Regions from separate parts of the Mus musculus genome. Here region 2 is linked to region 1. A link is a contact called in ENCODE Hi-C or POLR2A ChIA-PET data. All regions are on one chromosome and are shown on one strand. The core of a region is the stretch at or near the end of the contact, and the rest is flanking DNA. Distances in the headings are between cores, read along the strand shown.

What was found. Hi-C counts contacts between places; a loop is a spot of excess contacts on that map. ChIA-PET counts read pairs that join two places held with the same protein, here RNA polymerase II (POLR2A).
Region 2: a map of mouse embryonic stem cell shows a loop between it and region 1 (3-fold over the local background). The contact joins the promoter of Meis2 here to the enhancer-like site in region 1. A Hi-C loop is called at or near these places in 2 of 37 maps with a recorded cell type or tissue (heart and mouse embryonic stem cell). POLR2A ChIA-PET finds 5 or more read pairs at or near these places in 5 of 5 experiments (Patski and embryonic stem cell).

The regions. Positions count from the first base shown.
Region 1 is chr2:116,017,882-116,023,415 of GRCm38, forward strand. The region is part of intron 7 of Meis2 (Meis homeobox 2); the gene reads right to left. Among named protein-coding and RNA genes, the nearest start is that of Meis2, 44 kb to the right of the region's middle. Within about 2 kb of position 1,555, at least 1 of the 3 ENCODE cell types and tissues checked has a DNase peak (open chromatin) inside an H3K27ac peak, as active enhancers do; it is heart, where a contact is called at or near this core.
Region 2 is chr2:116,062,715-116,068,332 of GRCm38, forward strand. It overlaps Meis2 (Meis homeobox 2), which reads right to left and starts at 2,344. Exons shown (of 12, transcript NM_001159568.1): 1 at 2,088-2,344; 2 at 474-706. The coding sequence starts at 2,099. G630016G05Rik (RIKEN cDNA G630016G05 gene) reads left to right here and starts at 4,511. Exons shown (of 5, transcript NR_153841.1): 1 at 4,511-4,626; 2 at 5,470-5,536.

The DNA of each region.
Region 1 (5,534 bases), core at 305-2,804:
TATATATAGTGTGTGTAAGTGTGTGTATGTGTGTGTGTAAGAGTATGTGTGTGTGTGTGTGTGTGTAAGCTAGTACATGCTTGAGCACTCATTGCTGAATATTGAATCAAGAGTATATATGCTGCACACATACCCTCTAAGCATACCTCCACTTTGATATAATTCATTCCTCTGAGTGTGTGTGTGTAAGTGTGTGTGTGTGTGTGTGTGTGTCATTCCTAGGCTCTTACCTTTAACTGCCTTCCTTGGGAGATAGTAAAAGAGTCCACAATCACTCACATGTTAAACCATACTATTTAACTTTAGAAACTCTCTCTGACACAGCACTGCCATTCCAGCCTTGCTGCCGTACAATTGATTCATCTCACTGACAAAAATGTGATAAAAAAAAAAAAAAAAAGGAAGGCCAAGCACAGAGGTGGAGAAACCACTCCTTCCCTCTCCAACCTCTGTGGCTCTCGGATGGCCTGATAGCCTTTCTTCTCTCGCCAAGGTTCAGTAAGTCCTGAATGCCTGCCCTAGTGAATATGGGTCAGGCCCGCAACTCCACAACTCCACCCCTCCCATTATCAAGGAATCACTTAACAGCTCAGCCTGTTCTATCAAAAATCAAGTAAATAAATAAATAAATAAATAAATAAAGTAATTAGTTCCAGTGTTTTGCTCAGGTGCTGCAGAAATCTTCAAAATAATATTATCTCCCATCATGACTTGCTAGCTTTTTCTATACCCCAACCAGCACATTGGGACTTCCAAAGCACATACCATCATTGCCATAAAATATCTGCCCCATCAATGAATATCTTTATTAGCATCAAAATCACTCCCAAGTAGTGTTCCTCAATGTTATTAAACATAACTTGTTCTAGGTGTTGCCTTACTAATTAGTCAGGATGAGCCCGAGGAAGAAAATCTGGGTCATGTTAAATTAATTGGAATGAGCATGAAAATTAGCAGAGCAAACTGCACCAATTTTCTATAGAGAGTCTTTCTTCATGTTGAGAATAAAAATGGATATTACGAGGCATTAACCAAACTGCCTTCTGTGGCTGCCAAGAGGTGTGTTACAGTAGCCCAAAATATCATGCTCGCAGATTTTCAGAAGTTAATGAGACATTTCCAGGAACGGCAAATACATGGTGTTAAAATGGGTGTGCCTCGGATGGGGAGCCGCCAAGCCGTTTCATGTTTATTCAGGCATAACAAGCTCTTCAAAATGAGCATAATTTAAGAGGTGAATAGTGCAGAGAGGGCTAACATTCAACTAATTTTCCTTCAGAAAGAAAAGATTAAATTGGACAAAAAAAAAATGAATTAAGAGGTTTAGAAATCAACAAGTCAGCCACCAGGATGGCAGGCTGGGCTCAGCCAGACTGGGCAGCCCCTGCAAGGAAGAAGTTTTTCGAAACATGTTCCCCAAGGCAGGGAACAAAGAGAGCAGGACTGATTACAGGCCCTCTCCCCGCCTTGCCGTCTCAACTCTGTTTGCCTCCTTAATGAGCTCACTAAAAACCTAATTCACCCCCCATAACCTTCCTCAGCCCTCCTTGCAATCCACCATTATGGAAATCATAGATGCAACAACATTTCCAGGCTAGGGTGCACCCTGTGTGTCCCGACCCCAAGGCACAATGGGGTTGGAGGTCCGGTCCCAAGCAGTTCCGAAGGCAGCTTCCAGAATAGAGAGGCCCAGCTAGGTTAAGGCTCTTTCTCAGGGTGACAATGATTTCCACCTTCACACCCTCCCGCCCCTGAATGTGGGAACTTCCTGGGTTCCACAGTACATAAAATACAAGCTGTAGTGCAGGAGAGGAGAAATGAGTTGTACTAATGACAAATCGCTGAAACAGGATAATGTGAATTCCCAGCCTGTTCAGGAGCAAAGTCCCCGGGTTCCTCATTACATAGACTGAAATCCTCGCGGCACCTAGCCTGTAACTGGAAGATTACTGAATTGATGGATCCTTAGTTTAAAATGCAGCTGTTTTATTCTGCTTTAGTAATTAATTCTTTTTCCAATACCCTATTGATTAAGCGTAGACCCTGATAAAGTTCAAACTGAGAAGGATCTCTCGTGGCATTCTTAGTTGCTCAGGAGAGTCAATGAAAACTTCCTACCATCCCACCTGCCTCCTCAGAGTGCTGATCCAATGAACAGAACAGTTTTTTTCTCATAAATTAGTCAGGCCATGTGGAGCCGTATTAGCTGATGGTTGCTTTTGTCTCTCCAGTTGCTGACTCGCTTTTCAGCCCTGCCGGCCTTTGTGCTGTCACAGACAAAGTCGGAGAGCAGCTGCCGTTCTGAACCCAAACCGAGGTAAAGAACGGTCTCTACAAACTACATTTCCCCCATTTTATACAGATGCAATCCCCTGAGCTGCACGGGGCTCCATGGGGCCTCCTGGGACCCAACTAGCGGAGAAATGAGTACTAGAGCAATGCAGACACATTGTGGAACAGGAAAAAAAATAATAAAGTAACCTATTTTCTTCAAGGCTTTGCCGGTCTGGTTTTTTTTTCCTTTCCCTTACCTCCTCCTCCCTTACCCCCACCTTCCAACACCTCACAGAATCCAGACTGCCCTCTGCACAGTGATGATAAGCTTCCTACTTGGTTCTCATAGAGGGTATCAAGCAATGACACAAGACAGGGTAGGGTAAAAGAGTGACCAAGGGGCCAAGCAAAGCATGTGTCCTGTGCTAGTGAGGTGGCATCGGAGTTCCAGAATGCCTATTAAGCACACAGGCGTGGAGTGTAACCATATATAAATGGCCATTATAAACACAATGGTATTTAGTAATAGGAGGAGTCACCAAGGGTGCTCCCTCTCAAAGGGTCACATGTTCCAGGATCAATGCTGGTGACTAAAACAAGCAGAGAAACAGGGGGTTTCTCAGGTTTCAGCCCTGCACAATGGAGTTTTGTTTCCGCCAAGACCATCGCTACTGGGAATGCTTTTAGAGCAATGGACTCATTTTCTTGCCCCACCCCCACCTCCACAGACCCACCTAAGGCCACCAAATCCTTTGCGCAAGCTTAATGCCCTGCAGGAAAACAGCTCAAAGACACAGGTCTCATCCACGAGCTGGTGGGGAAGCAGAAGCGAGCTTCCTCTCTCATAACAGACATTTGCAAGACAGCCCGTTTGTTTCCTGTAAGTTCTGTATCAGACAGTGGGGGTAAGGGAAAGAGCTGGAATAATTTTAGGAAATTCCCTTACATTTCTAGCATCTGATTCTGAATTCAAAGCGAACGCCAAGCTTTCCGTGAGCTCTGAGCAGCTGGACTGTTTTCCACGTTCCCTCCCGGGCCAGGGTTCAGTGCACTTTCCCACCTTCACAGCATTCCTTCCTAGGTCAAAAGGTCACATCGCACAGAGTCCCCAGCAGACAGTGGGTTGTCAAAAGGTTGCATCATGTGATCTGGGCAGTCTCTCCTAACAAAGCTCTTTCCTCACTGGGAAACAAACTTTGCACGTCTAAGTAATTTCTGTGTGTGAGCCCTGCTTTCCCTTCCCGTCCCCCATGGCCTCTTCAGTTTCAAACAGACGCAGGCAGCAGCAAGCCTCGAATTCAAAGCTGAGTTTCCACAGATTGTTTGACTCAGGATCTCTCTACTTTTCCTGGGTTATATGGTAAAGCATGATAGCCTGCCAGTAGAGGCAACTGGCTTCTTGCATTCCAAAAGAAAACCAGAGGAGTCCCCCTGCCAGGGAAATTCTGTCTGTCAGAAGACTCACCCTTTCTAAAGTAAGCCTATATGTTTTGAATAAATAGGAAATTACCAACAGAATAGTTCTGAAGACACTGTAGAAATCATCAGTAAGGACCTAAGGTTTTTGTTTACTGTGTTAAACTGTACAGAGATGACTGATAGAGCAAAGGTGAATGGCGAGGTGCAAAGGCGAAATTGAGGGCCTCAGAAGTGAGCTTCTGGTGTCAAGAAAGTTCACAAAAGGCAGGAGCATAAAGTTCACCATTGGTGAGATGTAAAATATAGAGTCCTGGTTACCGCAGGAACTGCTTGTTCGTCCGTCCGTCCGTCCATCCGTCCATCCATCCTTCCTTCCTTCTGCCCTTCCTTCCCTTCTTCCCTCCTTCACTTCCCTTTCCCTGCCCCTCCCTTCCTTCTTCCCTCTCTTCCTCCCTCCCTCCCTGCTGTCTGGACAGACAGTTTAATGACTTTCTCATTGTCGTGGATTTTTGCTGTGAGCAGCTTGAAGCTCTCACATACAATCCAAAATGAGTCATTTATTTCTAGAAGGGAGTCAAACAAGTCTGTCAACATTGCTTCTATTTATAAATCATATATGTAAGAGTAAAGTAAAATAGTCATGGCTGACAAGTTACATACGGGATACAGAATTAGAGACGCTTTCGAAAAAAAAAATTAGAGATACTTTCAAAATATCTGGTTTAATCCAAAGTCATAGAACTGAAGACACTGACAAATTTGTAAGCATGGAGCATTTTGTAAGTTCATTCATTTAAAGAGGCAAGCCAGGCTGGTAGAGTGGCGTACGCCTTTTATTTCAGCACCCACTCAGGAGGCAGAGGCAGGTGAATCTCTGAGAGTTTGAGGTCAGACTAGTCTACAGAGTTAGTTCCAGGACAGCCAGGGCTACACATGGAAACCCTGTCTTGAAAAACTCAAGAATCATTAAGCAAACAAACAAACAAATAAATAAATAAGCATGGCCAAACAGCCTTAGAGTGTAATTGAAGTTCCTTTCTGTCTGTGAGACAATGTGATTTGCATTTCACTCAGCATAATCTATAGCCCTTTAGACCTAGGTTTGACAAGCATAGGGTAGGTATTTCAGTGGACTAAAGGAAGTGTTATAGGCTGTTAAATCAAGCACATATTCTATACTACCAGAAGTGACTGTGTGCTAAATTGGCCAATTTCGTCTGTGTTACCTTAGAATATGCTCTGTCTCTTTTTGTGGAATATTTGCAAAGTAACTGAATATAAGTGAAAAAAAAAAACATGATAGAAAGGGGAACACTGACAGCTAAAGTTTTTACAAAGAATGAGTGGGACTTGAATAAACATGGTATAAAATCGATGTGTCAAGGATCTTGTAAGAACTTAGACGTTTATCTCCATTTCTGGTACTGTGAATCCAGTACTTGGCACCTGGCAACAGTTACAAAACCCAAGAATTCTGCACAGTCCTAAGAGTTGTAGAGAATGGCACTAAAAATAGAAACTTGTAGGCCAGAACCATGCTTCATCTGCCAAAAGAGTCAGAGAAGAAAACTGGAGCCTAATAATGAGCTTGTACGGATTTAATTATCTGTTTGCGAAGGTATAGCATCCTTTATAGCCTTATCCACCAGGAGAGGAGATTAACTAAGAAGTTAAGGATTCGGCACAGAAAATATACAATGTAGTCAGTAATTTTAAAGAGGCAGAGCTACGAACTCTTTCCTGACCTCATGTCATTACATTTTCTTAATTCAGAACTCCACAGTGGGCACTCTTGTCGGTAAGGCCATTTTTTTTTCCGATGGGAACACAAGAATATCCTT
Region 2 (5,618 bases), core at 1,094-3,593, 46 kb after region 1:
GAAAGAAAGGAAAGAAGAAAGAGTGAGAGAAAAGAAGAAAGAAAGGGCAACTGGAAGTTTTTTCTCGGCTGCAGAAAACTTTCCTCTTAATCAAGGCCTGTGTTAGGCAGCCCGAGACAACCAGCCCTGTGCCTTTTGGCCAGGATTCGTGTCCTTGGGGAGAAGGCCCGGCCGGCAAGATTTAAAGACTCAGTTCTTACATTGGACCGTGGGGTCTGGAGAGGCCGAACCAAGGGAGCAGAGAAGGTTCTATTTTTCTGGTCTTTGACTCAAGATCAGGCTCTCTCCCTTGTCTTTCTCTACTGCAAGCAGTCTGTCTCCTCATGCAGAATTAAGTCCCCACTTAGCCTCCCTGGTCCACCCTAACACCACCACAATCACCACCACCTCCACCACCACCATCACCACCAGAGACAAGCACACGCACTCACACACACTCACACACAGTAAGCTGGGTCCGGGGGTCGGTTTACCCATAGATTGCGTCCTTGTCTCTTTTCAAGGCGTCGTTGACAGCAGATCCCATGCTGGCTGGCATGACATTGGGGTGCGGGGCGTGCGCGCCGTAGTGCTGCGTGGCGTGGAGCGGCGGCCCGTGGTTTAGGTGGTGAACCGGGGGGATCGGCCGCGGCGCGTGAGGGTCTCCGTACATGGAAGCGGGAACCCCTACTCCGTCCATCCCGCCGTAATGGGGCAGCTCATCGTACTGTCAGAGCCCGGGCAAGAGGAGGGGGCGGTGGCACAGAGTAAGAGAGAACCCAGGGGGGCAGAGGCAGGAAAGCAAAGGAACCCGGAGCAAAGAAAAGAGGGTACAGAGGAGTGGGGATGGAATAGAGATAGGGGGTGTAAAGACGGATGAGAGAGAGAGAGAGAGAGAGAGAGAGAGAGAGAGAGAGAGAGAGAATAAAAACAAAGTCAGAAAAAAAGAAAAGTACCGGACACAAGTTAAACACACTACAAACCAAACCAGGAGAAAAAACAGATTTGAAAGTTGGGAGAGGATGTCGTAAATTTTAAAATTAAAGTCTGAGCCGAGAGCAGCATTCAGGGAAGGCAGATCAGGCGGAGAGGCCGGGGACGCCGGGTGGGGGGTGGGGGGGCACAGGGAGGCCCCGCTCCCGCTGGAGGCTGCAGAACCCCAGCGAGCCAACCCAGGGAGAAGTGGAGTTAGCAAGAGAAGGAAGCCCCGGATCCCACCCCTTACCCCCCTTCGCCTCCTCCAGGAGATCCAATAAATCAAAGGGCGAAATGAAACAAAATAAAGAGAAGAAAAACGCTAATAATCAGGCCGAGAACGGCAAGGACAAGGGAAGACTAGGGTCGGTGCCTCCCCGGGGGCTAGGAGCTGAGGGTGGGGAGGAATAACGTGAAAGTTACCAGAAACATTATTTAGCAGCGGATTCCCTGCGTCCTTGTCAATTTCAGAGACAAAACAAGCAGCCGGGGCTAGTCTAGGCAGCGCGGCCCCACGCCGGCGGCTCCTACGCAGCCCGCGCCCGCCCGGAGCCGCGCGAGTAGCGGCGAAAGAGGCGCAGCGGCGGCGGCAGGAGAACCCGGGGAATCACGCTGCCGGGGTAAAAGCTGGAGCGAGGCGAAAGCGTGTAACAATTGCACACAAGTACACACACACACACACACACACACACACACACACACACACACCACTCACACGCTCTCGCCGCCCGCAGAGAACCCGGGGAATCACGCTGCCGGGGTAAAAGCTGGAGCGAGGCGAAAGCGTGTAACAATTGCACACAAGTACACACACACACACACACACACACACACACACACACACACACACACACACACACACACCACTCACACGCTCTCGCCGCCCGCCCGCTCGCTCAGCGCTGGGACACGCGCGGCCAGACACGCACACACGCACGCACACACACTCTCACACACGCAGAGGCACAGGGGGGAAAGAAGCCGGTGAATAATTTTGTTACTATTTTTTAAAATACTGGCCGCCATCATCATCAAGCAACCAGCAGCAGCCAGCTCAAAGGGAGAGAAGGCATGGGGCAGGGCCCTGTAGGAGAGGATTTATATCTAGGTAAGTGTTGGAGATTTAAACCTACCCTTTGCGCCATCAGTCTGCGCTCCAATAAACTCCTGGATGTGTCGTATATTTAATATCCCAGTCCGGATAAGAAAGTGAGCTAGGTTGAAGAGTCCTTTTTTTCCAAACCAAGGAGACTTCTCCCAATTTTCCAATGTTATTTTTTGGGGGGTGGGGAAAGCCCAGTCAAGAAAACGAAGAATTTTTTTCAGTGATATTTCTTCTTTTTCTCTTTTTTCCTCTTCTTCCTCCTCCTCCTGATCTTCCTCCTCCTCCCCCTCCTCCCCCTCCCCTCCTCCTCCTCTTCGGTCCTCCTTTACTCCTCTTTCTCTTCTTTTCCTCTTAGTTGAAAAAAAAAAAGAAAAGAAAGAAAAGAAAAAGAAAAAAAATTGTCAAGCCCCCGAACTGAAGGTTACGAGCGGCCAGTCAGCAGCCCACATGTAACCGAACTGTCGAGTTTCATGGCTTTTTGCCACTCCAGCTGTCAATCAAAGCCCGGAATGTCAAGGTAGTGAATGAATGATGGTTGATGATGATGAAGAGGAGCAATCTTTCAGACCCGTTTTTTTTTTCTTCCAGTAAAACTCCGCGAGGGGTTTCTGCTTCTTGAATTCTTCCTCCCCCCTCCCCCCTCTTTTAGCTTTGCCCCCAAAATAGCTCTAATATGATCCTCTCTTTTTAAAGTATTGTTCAAAGAAAGCAAGGAGAAAACCAAGAAAAAAATGAATAGTTTGCAAAAATTGGACTTCCTCCCCCCCTCTCTGGTAGGTATTTTGTCTTTCCCTCTCTCTCTTTCTCGCTCGCTCTCACTCGCGCTCGCTCTCTCGCGCTCTCTTTCTCTCTCTGGGAGATGAGTGAGTGTCAGTAGGTGTTGGCAGGTTGGCTGCAGCCGGGCTTATAGTAGAGCCTCAGTTTGGCGGCGCGGGTCGGCGGCGGGAGAACGAAATGACGGAACCCGGAAGTCGTGGTGGCCATAGCCCGTCCTACGGCGGAGACACATCCCGAGAGTGGGGAGCTGGAGCGAGGAGGAGCGCGCAGCGCGGAGCCTCTGATATGCAGCGAGTGCGGTCGGACGGCCCCGGGGGGGGGGGGGGGGGCTGGGGAAGGGGAGGCTGGAGCGGAGAGGACCGGAGCAAATCAGCAAGCCTGCTTCTCCAGGGGGACGACGCGGGAGGGAGAGGAAGAGGGGAGGGAGGGGGGATGAGGGAGGGGGAAAGGGGGAAGGGAGGGAAGGAGGGAGAGCGACAGGAGAGGGAGAGAGAGGGAGAGAGAGAGAGAGAGAGAGAGAGAGAGAGAGAGAGAGAGAGAGAGAGAGAGAGAGAGAACACGCGTGATTGGAGGGGGAAGGAAGAGAGGTGGAAGAGGACAGGGAGAGCGCAGACAGGAAAACTGCAGAAAGCCACAGGGAAAGTACGGTACAGACTCAGATCTTTTTATTTTCAACTTACTTCTCGTTTATTTCCCCACCACTCCTCTTGGCTCCTGCCTAACTGGGTCGCGTTGGGGATGTTTGGCATGGCGCTCTAGCTTTTGTTCGTTTTAATTCCGCGGCCCCCTTCCTCTGCCGGCGGATTACTAGGTCCCGAACTCTGCCACTACAACCTAGAGCAGCAAGCTCCGCCAACTGCACCACCGCCAGGCTAGGATTTTTGTTGTTGTTGTTGTTGTTGTTGTTGTTAAGTGGTACTTTCTTTCTCGTGCAGATGCAGAGCCCTTTTTGTCAATATTCATTTTTGTCTAGTACAAGATATGAGCAGCTGAACTCGGAGCATAGTCCCTCGGTGCGCTGCAGACAGTGTAGACCACCATTGAGAGTCTAGGGGTCCTGGGCTCAATCTGGAGGGAGAAAGCAGGATGAGAGTTAGTAGGGCGGGAGTTAGTGGGGTAGGAGTTAGAGGAGAGGGAGTTGTTTGGTGTTTGTTGTTTACCGATGTAGACAAGTGTGTGTGTGTGTGTGTGTGTGTGTGTGTGTACGCGCGCGTGCGTGCGTGCGCGTGACCGCTGTGCGCCTCTAAAGTGAATCTTGGATCTAGGAAGCACCGGAGGAGAAAGATTAAAAAGCATGTGAGACAGAAGATGCTTGCGAGGAGTGGCTGGCTCTGGCTGCCCAGCTTTGTTGTGGTTGCCCTGGGCGCAGCGGTTGTAAAGAGGGCTAAAGGCTGAGTTAATTACACCGGGAGGATTTCGCTGGATGGGGACCATGGGACTGGCTCCTAAAGTTTTCCCAAAAGGAAAAGGAAGCGAGTAGGGTTAAAAAGGTAAATACCCGACTAGGTTTTGGTAGAAACTAGTTCTGGCCGGGGTCCCGCCCAATCCCTGGCCGGAGTTCCAGCTGGCTTTACCTCTGCTCTGCTGTTTCCCCGCGGCTGCGCGTCAATCACCGAGAGACGAGAGCTGGGGGCGGAGCTTTGGTCACCCGGCGCGCGTAGCCGGGTTCACCCTGCCGCCACCAGGCAGCTGGCAGCGCGACCCAGCCACGCACTGGGAGCGCGCCCTCTCCCCAACTTCTCACCCTCGCCCTGGGTTCCGGGCCCCAGGCCCAGAGAATAGCAAACAGAGTAAGGGTTTGCTGTTCAACTGCGGCCTCCCTCCCCAACTCTGAACCATCCCGTGACAGAAAGCAGCGCCTCCTGCAAGGGTGCCTTTGACTGGACTTTCTCATGGGGGCGGGGGTGGATGGGAGTGGTTAGGTATAGTAGAGTGGTGTGTGTGTGTGTGTGTGTGTGTGTGTGTGTGTGTGTGTGTGTGTGTGAGAGAGAGAGAGAGAGAGAGAGGACTTACAGAGAGAGGGAGAGGGAGACGGAGAGGGAGAGGGAGGGAGGGAGGGAGGGAGAGAGAGAGAGAGAGAGAGAGAGAGAGAGAGAGAGAGAGAGAGAGAGAGGTTTTTCTCCCATTTAGCATCTTCCTGGTTTCCTAGCAAGCTTCTGAACATCCCAAGCTAGCTAAAACTACTGCATGCCGAGACTCCATGCGGAGTCTGAGGAAATTTGGCCTCGTTCTCCTAGGGCTGGTGAATGAGCTCCGGAGGTCAATAAAGCCCTCCAAAAATGATGAATGATTGAGCACCTGTGATGATGATAGTGATTACCAGAGCAATTAAACAGTTTGATTAAATGAGCCATCATAACAATGATGTCTGCGGGAAATCGGCCCTCACATATAAAGACAGTGTGGAGGGGCTGGCAGAGGCCCGGAGAGCGCGCCGGGAGAGGGGTTGCAGCCCGTGCGAGTTTGGCTCCAGTGGCCAAAGCAGGGAAGGCGGCCTCGGGGACCTTCTGGGAGCAGAGTCCAGCCAAGGGTTTCCCTCTCTTTCCGCTTCAAGCCCAAGACAGCAGAGCAGTTTGGAACCCGAAGGACTATATGGTCCTTTCCCCCTCCCCCACCACTTTTTTCCCCCCTAGAAGAACTTCAAGATTACAAATATCCGTCTCATTTGATGCTGAATTACTCGTGGACAGATAAGAAAAGGTAAGTAAAAAGAAAAGGAAAAGTTGGCCTCCAGAATTTTTTTTTTTGGGAGGGGGTGAAGTTAAATCTCAGTTTATCCTCC